Linked DNA regions of Homo sapiens: region 1 is linked to region 2. The links are chromatin contacts, found by Hi-C in ENCODE. All regions are on one chromosome and are shown on one strand. The core of a region is the stretch at or near the end of the contact, and the rest is flanking DNA. Distances in the headings are between cores, read along the strand shown. Region 1 holds the start of PIP5K1B (phosphatidylinositol-4-phosphate 5-kinase type 1 beta). Region 2 overlaps LINC00537 (long intergenic non-protein coding RNA 537).

What was found. A loop is a pair of places that touch in the nucleus more often than their neighbours do. Pooled maps may share reads with other maps.
Region 1: a pooled map shows a loop between it and region 2 (16-fold over the local background). The contact joins the promoter of PIP5K1B here to the enhancer-like site in region 2. A Hi-C loop is called at or near these places in 2 of 50 pooled maps.

Annotation. Positions count from the first base shown.
Region 1 is chr9:68,703,660-68,707,857 of GRCh38, forward strand. PIP5K1B (phosphatidylinositol-4-phosphate 5-kinase type 1 beta) reads left to right here and starts at 1,581. Exons shown (of 16, transcript NM_003558.4): 1 at 1,581-2,103. RefSeq lists enhancers at 1,095-2,020, 2,709-2,798, 3,249-3,398 and a silencer at 1,439-1,958.
Region 2 is chr9:63,814,586-63,818,618 of GRCh38, forward strand. LINC00537 (long intergenic non-protein coding RNA 537) reads left to right here. Exons shown (of 2, transcript NR_146626.1): 2 at 2,993-4,033. It also overlaps the pseudogene DUX4L50. Among named protein-coding and RNA genes, the nearest start is that of MIR4477B, 3.0 kb to the right of the region's middle. RefSeq lists enhancers at 405-933, 934-1,462, 3,047-3,585, 3,586-4,033. Within about 2 kb of position 2,251, at least 3 of the 41 ENCODE cell types and tissues checked have a DNase peak (open chromatin) inside an H3K27ac peak, as active enhancers do.

The DNA of each region.
Region 1 (4,198 bases), core at 331-2,830, 4.9 Mb after region 2:
AAACTAGCCTGCTAGTTACAGCGGTATGATGCTGCCCCCTATACAGTGATTCGTACCAGTCAGATGAACGGTTCTTTGATCGGTTCTTCTGTCCTCCACCACTGGTCTATCCACCCCATCTTGAACTTTGTTAATACAATATTTCTGCTAGTTATTGTTCAGGGATTGAGAGTCAGGGAAACTGTGTTCTGGTCCTTGGGTTACTTAATGTCTTGAGACCTTAGTTTCCTCATCTGTAAAGCGGGAGGGCTGGACTAGATGTATGTTCCTCCTGCTCTGAGCTGTGAAGCGTCTAGGATGCCAGGAGAAAACCAGACCCAAGTCACAGGGTTCTAAACAAACCATACCTTAAATCTCTCAGTAATGGCCAGCCACATCTGCAAGAAGCAGGCTGGGAAAACAGCTGAAGAATAACAGATATTTGTTTTATTTGTCAATTATGGCTCAGTAAAGCTAAAAAAAAATAGATACTTCTGTTATCAAGAAATTATTGCACTTGATTCAAGGCTGATATTAAACCATAGCAGACTCACTCAAGGTGGGGGGTGAGAGAAACAAAGAGATTACAAAACTGAAAAGAGGTGTTCATTTGCAGAGAACTAAGGGAGTATCCTTCAAACAGAAACTGGAAGCCAGAGATCTCTGAAGATAAGGATCATGAAATGTTGTTATTCCCCAGACAGAATGTATCCCACGTTTTCCACCGGCGTTGTTTTTGGTAAAGAAGGGTAAGTGGAAGGAAGTGATGAGGCTGAAAAATACCATTTGCTTCAATTCAGCCGCGAAGGATCCGCTACCTTTTGGTTCCTATTAAGTGAATTTAGCTTTAGCTTTCATGATAGCATTTTCCCAAAGGAGTCCTTTAGATCTGACCCCTACCCTCTTCGCAGCTAGACTGACATCAGGTGACGTTGCAAGTGCCCCCAGCCCACTAAGCGCTATCAGTAGGAATTGGCCCTCAGCCCCGTCACAGCGCTTTCCCATGACATCCCCCAGCTTCTCTCTCCTAGGACCTCCTCGCCAGCCTACCCCTACCTGTTGGGTAGGTCTTACTTGCTGGGAACACCTGCTGTCCTTAGAATGGGAGCAACCAACGCCTTGGAATCCTGGCCTGTCCCTTCCTCGTGAAGGGGGCGCCTGCGCTCAAGTGCCGGCTTCGCCGCCTCAGGCAGAGTCTAGCAGGCGGGCGACCAGGCGTAGCTGAGTTCTGTGGCCTGGGGAAAGGGGACGCCCTATCCCCACAGCCCTGTTTCGCAGGGCTTCAAGACGCTGAGAACGGCCGGGAACCCCTGGAGTCTTGGAGGCACCCGCCAATTCCAGGGGCCCACCCCAACCCCGCTCTCAGTCTGGGCCAGCGGCGGCGGGACAGGCGCCCGGTCCCCACACACCGGCTGAGACGCCCAGCCCACTGCGGCTGAAGCTCCGGCCGCTGTTGCGGCAGGTGCTGCAAACCGGTCTGCCTTCGCTGCAGGGCTTGCGGGGATGGGGCAAGTGGGTGGAGAGAAAAGGGGAAGAGCCTGGGCGGCCGGCAGGCGGGGCCTGCAGCCTCCCCAGCCGCGGCAGCCGCCGCGCAGCCGGCTCTCTCTGCGCCTCGCTCCGACTCCGGCGCGCACCAAGCGGGAACCCGCGCCCGAGCCCGGCGGGCGCCGCTGCTGCTCCTCTCGGTCCCCGGTTCCCGGTCCCCGAACGCGCCGCGGCGAGGCTGCGCCCGGCAGTGGAGCCGCTCGGAGCTGCTGGGCTTTGGCGGCCGCTCGCTGCTCCGTCTGGCCGGAGGACCGGCGGGGAAGGAAGGGGAAAGCGGGGACACACACACTCGCCGCGGCGCGCGCGCACTGCACACTCGTAGCCGCGCGCCCCCGCCAAGGCGCGTCCGGAGCGAGTTTGGCCCCGCGGCTCCAGCCCCGGCACCTGCCCGCCCTCAGCGTTGCCCCCGGCCCCGGCCCCGCCCGCCGCCCCCTCCGCCCTCCCGCCCCTCCCGCCCCTCCCGCCCCTCGCCTGCACTGCTCTCCCTTCGCTGTGGGGAAGCGACAACGTCCCGATAACTTGCAGACTGTGGCGCAACTGGTCTTGGTAGCGGAGGCACCCGAATGCTGCCCGGGTGAGGTAAGTTTCCTGTGCGTCCCCGGCCCCTTCCCACTAGACCCTTCTGAGGGGCTTGCGCTTAGGGGCTCTGCATCTCTGCTGAAACCCGTCGGTCTCTCTACCCTTCCACTTTGCCTGTCTGCGTTGTGCTGGGGGTGACGTGGAGAGGGCGCCCGTGGCCACCGAAGCGGACCTTCGTTCCGCGGGGGCCACAGCTGCGCGCTCCCAACGGACACCCACCCGCTCGTCACCCGGATCCCCGGGGCCGCAGTGACACTCGGAGATCACTCTGGGTTCACTTAAATAGGAGTACTCTCCCCTTTTCCGGGGAACCTGCAGAGTTTGGCAGCGGAAGGAAAGGTCTCCCACCACCCTCCCCCGGTACGAAACAGCGGTGAACTTGTTAGGCGCCCTGGTATCTCAAGAGGGGCTTGCGAGTTGGTGTTCTGCTCATTTCTGGCGCTGGTGCCGGATTGAACAGGTGCGGTATGGTTCCAGTCTAAATGCAGCAACAGACTTCTGCGTTTCCCAGGCTTTCTCCCCCAGCCTGGTCAACGTGACGCTTCAACATCTGGGGCAGGGGCTGGGAGTGTAGGGGCACTGGGGAGGGAGAATGCCCGGGTTTGATTTACTATGCCGGTGCCAGGAGTCGCCAGAACAGAAGAAAACAAATGTCTGCTTATCTGGCATCTATGCAGATGAGCGTGTTGTCATTTCTTATCCCCCCCAACCCCCAGCTCTCTTGTCTGGTGCCCAGCGTGGCTGAGTAGAAACCTATTCCGGAGAAGTTATTTGGGTAGATTGATTAATTCTTTCATCGAATCTACTGAAATCAGGGCTCCGAACAAGGCAATCCTAGTTACTCTGATGCTTTTTTAAAGGGAGCGTGTTACAGATCAGAAATAACACCCACTATCATCACTACCTCTCTGTGACATTCTCAGATGCAGGAGGCCCTAGCTTTAAGGGGAATGATCCTTAAGGGACCGGTAGGACCTCAGAATGTGTTAATCTCGTGCAAGGAAGAAGCGGTCTCTGTGTCAGTACTTCTGAGTCTCGGTTTGGGGAACCCCTTTTGTCCCTCTAATGAAGCACATTCAGCCAGAGACTTCTCCCCTGTTCTGCGAAGAGACTGAAGCGTTCTGCAGCTGTTGGAGTGGAGAAAGGCGAAAGGATTGGTTTCATTAGGACTCTAATGTGATGAAGTAAGGATGGGTTTCATTAGGACTCTAATGTGATGAAGTAGGGTAGTGTTCATGGAAGCTTTGCTAGAGCATTCCCAGCTGAAAGGAGACGCTGGGAAAAAACCTTAATCGGCCAAGTGTAAACCAGTGGGAGGTTGAGTGAGTTTCATGTGTGATCTCTGAGCGGAGGGAAACGGTGGTTCTGATATGGTCCTGTGGGCAGAGACTTATGAGGACTGATGAGAAAGCTGGTGAGTTTGAGACTGATGTATGATGACATCTTACCTGAGAAGGAAAACTGTGAAGCACTAAATGATAGAACCACATTACATTTTTGTCCACGTTAAGACTAGAGAGATTTAATAATAACACCTTACATTTGCATCAGTGTCTTGCAATTTGTAAATTCTTTTGAGTGTTCTCACCTAATTCCAAACATTTCTGAGGGAGGCAGGGCAAAGACTTTTTACCATGTAAACACAGAAGGAACATGAGGCTCACAGATTCAGAGATTTATCAAGGTAACAAGTGCTGGTATTAGAATCACAGTTAGGTTTTCTGTCATAACCAGGTGCCTGCTCTGTACTTATATAAGGTGGTTTTTTAAATGGCAGAGTTCTTCTGCATTTATTGTGGTCTGCATAGTCTCACTGTAAATTACTGTTTACATTTTACAGATGAGGAAACTGAGGTTTAGACAAGCAGTGGGAGTTTTCCATGGATTTACATCTCATTTAGTGGCATTTGCAAGACTAGAACTTGGATCTTCTGATGTCCAGTCCATTGCTTTGTGTATTCTGCCATCATTTCAGTTCTGATAGCAATGAGGACACATCATGGAAACTGCAATACACAAAGGACTGTTAAGCATGCCCCCAGTGACCTGGGTTCTAGTTCTGGGACTACATTTGGCCGTATGACCTGGGCCATCA
Region 2 (4,033 bases), core at 1,001-3,500:
TTCTATACAATGTCTGTAATCTATAGATAACATAACCGAGTAGGTCAGGGGTCGATCTTTAACTACCAGGCCCAGGGTGTGGTGCGGGGCTGTCTGCTTGTGGATTTCATTTCTGCCTTTTAGATTTTACTTCTTCTTTCTTTGGAGGCAGAAATTGGGCATAAGACAATATGAGGGGTGGTCTCCCTTCAAGCTATCTGCGTCTGTCTTTGTGTGTCCGTGTGTGTGTGCCCGGGTGTGGTGTGTGTGTGTGTGTGTCTGCCCGCGTGCACCCGTGTGTATCCGTGTGTGTGTCAGGGTGGGTTTGCTCGTGGTAGTGGTGGGGTGTGTCTGGGTGTCCGTCAGCCCCTCTTTCTCAGGATGAGGCTGCCGGGGCTCTAGTGCCAGGGCGGGGCAAAGCAGAGCCTTCTTGCCCCTTTGGCCATGGCGGGTCCCCGTCAGAACAAGCGACGATGGTGTGAGCATTGTGAGAAAAAGGGCCCGTGGGGCTGGGCCGGCCGTTCGCCCCTGGGCAGCCCTGGCGGCTCTGGGTGTGTGGGGCAAGAGGGGGCCTTGCAGGAGGGGCGGCGAGGAATCCAAAATAATTTTTCCGCGGCAAGGCGGAGGACCGGAGGGGACCCCAGGACCGCGGGCCCTGGGCCCTGACGCCTCGGAGCACACCCCGTCCTAAGCGGGCCCCAGGTGTTGGAAGCTCGGGAGCTCAAGAGCCTGGGGAAGGCCTGGAGTCTCAGCGAGAGGGTGGCCGCCTGGAGAGTCCAGAGCCCTGGCAGGGGATGGAGGCCTCTGGCGCCTGGGCTGTCTCGCGCATGGTCTGGCCGCCGGCGACATCGGGACGCTCTGGGAGGTCGGCGAAAAGCGCAGCGTGGCGATGGTGGTGCTTGGGCGTAGAGGGGGAGAGCAGCCGGGCCACAGGCAAGCGGCTCCGGGGTGCCTGATCCCAGCCTCGCGCTCCCGGGTTGGTGGTGACGCCTGGAATCAGGCAGGCGTAGCTGGACTGGGCTCTTGGGCCAGCCAGGCGCCACTGCCATTGTCTACGGCCATACCACCTGGAAAACGAGAGAGACCCAAGCTGCGGCCCGTGGGCACGTTCAGCGCCACTGCTTCTGCCACAGTGAGGGGCGCACTCTACAACTTTCAGGGCCCACAGCACCAAGAGGACAGGGAGGAGCCAACAAAGGAATGACGCTACGAAAAGCACCCCCAAAGCAACCAACAAATCCAAGTAAAAACATGTCTCAGGGCTCCGTTGGTTTTCCCGAGTGGGAGGCCCTGCCCCCCTGTTCCAGCCCAGCCCAGGCACCCTCCACCCTACCCTGGCCAAAGGGGCCCCTGTCTACCAGATAGAGCCTCCCTCTCCAAGGCTCTGTTGCTCTCCCTCTCAAGCTCCCTCACCCTTTCCCTTTCCCTACTTCCCTCTCCACCTTGCTCTCTCTCTCTCTCTCTCAATCTCCCTGGTTCCTCTCTGTGTCTCTCTCCATCGCTGTTTCTCTCCTTCCGTTTCTATCTCTCATCCCTCTGTCCCTTGCTCTCCTTCAAGCTGTCTGTCTTTGTGTGTCTGTGTGTGTGCTTGTGTTCCCGCGTGTGCGCCCGTGTGTGTCTGTGTGTTTGGGAGTCGGTTTGCTAGTGACTGTGGTGGGGTGTGTCTGGATGTCCATCAGTACCTTTGTCCCAGGATCAGGCTGCCAACTCTATTGCCAACGCCTGGGTGTCACAGTTGCCGTGATAGTCTCACACACGCAGGTGTGTTCATCTCGTTCATTTTCACGTAGACAACGAGAGCGAAACCACAGAGAAAAGAAACATCCCGTGCATCACGGCCTGACAATGGATTCCTGTTTCCTGTACAATGTGGAGTCTCCAATATAGCCTGTTTGAAAACTGGAAAGGAGAGCACCGACACGATGCTGGTCTTCCACGCATTCCTGGAAGTTTCTGGGGCCCCACAGAGCTCGCGAAACAAACAGTCAACATGGTCACGCTTTCGGGGGGCAGAAACTTGAGCAACAGGCACCTTTACAGAGGGCAAAGAAACGTGGAATCCAGAATCACGCTTCAGTTGGCCTGGGTGTGACTCCTGTGTGGATGGGACTATCTGCCTCGAGCTCTGTTGCAGGGCTCAACGTGGGGATATGTCATCTGTGAACCATGTGGATGAAAAACAGACAACTACCTGAGTCTCGGCTCATTGCTCTCTGGGGAATTCGCTCATTCCTTCGGAAACGGAATTGGTCTGAATTGCTCCGGGATGAAGTAACCCAGGCTGGTGATCCAGAGGGCCGCTGAGCGCCCCGCCGGCCAACGGGGCTGTGGGCCCAGCACTCAGCCTGTACTGGGCACCCAACATATTCCCGGAGTTCTGGGTCCTGTTGGTTCTGGAGGCATAAGACATTTTTTGTCTCTGCCTTCTGTTCTCTGTTTCTTGCTCCTTTTGTCTCTCCGTCCATCCTTCCATCTGTTCTACCCTCCCTCCCCTGGCTTTTTCCTCCCTTTCTCCCTCCCTCCCTCTTTCTCTCCCTTCCGGGGTCCCTCCTTCCACCCATCCTTGCCTAGCTCCATCCTTCCATCTCACTCTGTCTCTGTTCCTGTCCTCATCTCTGCCTGCCTTCCCTCTTGCCTGGAAAGGGCAGCACCCTGGTTTGCGCGAGGTCTCGGGTCTTTATTTAGTTGTAAGGCGCTCTATGGTGCTGGCGAGGAGGCTGGCGGGACACGGGTTGGCAAGTGATGGTGAGCGAAGAGGCGGAGGAGTTGAGCCACAGAAAGGAGAACTGGCCTGGATTCTGCCCCGGCCCAGTGTTTCGCGGACTGAGGTCTCCGCCAACCCGATTGAAGAACGCGGGGGGGAAAGGGAGGAGAGCTCCGCCTGGGCTAGTTAGAAGACTAGGCTGCTGCCTGGAAACCCGCGCATGCGCAGTAGACAGCCCACCTCCCTGTACCTGGACCGGCCCTGGGATCCCCGGGATGCTCAGGAATGCTTTCTTTTCATTGTTGACAGCCCTACTCTGTGTGGAGTCTCTCGCTGGACCTGGAACTCAGGGATCCTAGGGAGGTCAGCTGGAAGGGAAGACACGCCTCTCCATACCAAGCCTGAGGTTCACTGCAAAAGAGAGGCCGCCGCCCTGCCCCCACCCTGCCCCCACCCTGCCCCAAACCCGCCCCAACCTGCTCCTCCAGCAGAGCCCTGTGTTCTTCCTGTCTGAGGAGTGGTTCCAGCAAAGCGGGCTCTTCCACGTCCTTCAGCTCCCCCAGTGGCGCCGGATCTAGGAAAGGTTGTGCCTTTTGCTGAAACTCTGGGGTTGACAGGAGCTCATCTAACAGGCTGGAGGTGAGTGCAGACGAGAGCCCCGGCTCCTGGAGCGGTTGGGAGGTGCCCGGTTGGCTGGCATCTGCGCTTGACGCGGAGGCCTCCGGGGTCACGAGCTCGGGAGGTGAAGGTGCCCCGTCTTCGGGTTCCCATGCCGCCCTGGCGACCTGGGGCTCCAGCCCCACCACGGACTCCGGTGGGACGTGGGTGGTGCAAGCACACCTTTCCCCTGTGACTCAGCTTGAGGGGCCCCAAGCTGTCCCACTGAGCACGCGCCCAGCAGGCCGTCGCGCTGTGGGTTCTGGTCTTCCTGTCATTTGTTGGGGTTCGGAGGCCACCAGGGAGTCTGAGGATGGGAGAGCCCCAGTTTCGGAGGGAGGGGCCAGGACAGTGAACACAAAGCCCCGCATGCTCGGGCAGGTTGGGAGAGTCCTTCTGCCTGTGCAGCCTGGCTGGGCTGGAGCAGGGGGATGACCCTTGCTTCCTGGCTCACGAAAGCCCCCTGTGGGAGAGCCCCAGGAGCGCAGGGCATGTGGGGTGCAGGAAGCGACGTTCCCCACGCCCCGGTGTAGGTGAACCCGATAGAGGAGGGAGGAGGGTGACACCCACCAGGGGTGCTAATTAGTAACCACAGTGGCCTCAAAGAACTCAAATGAAAGGAAGACTTGCAAGTCTCTCACTTTAAGTCCAGAGCTAGAAATGATTAAGCTTAGTGAAGATGTAGAATTTTCA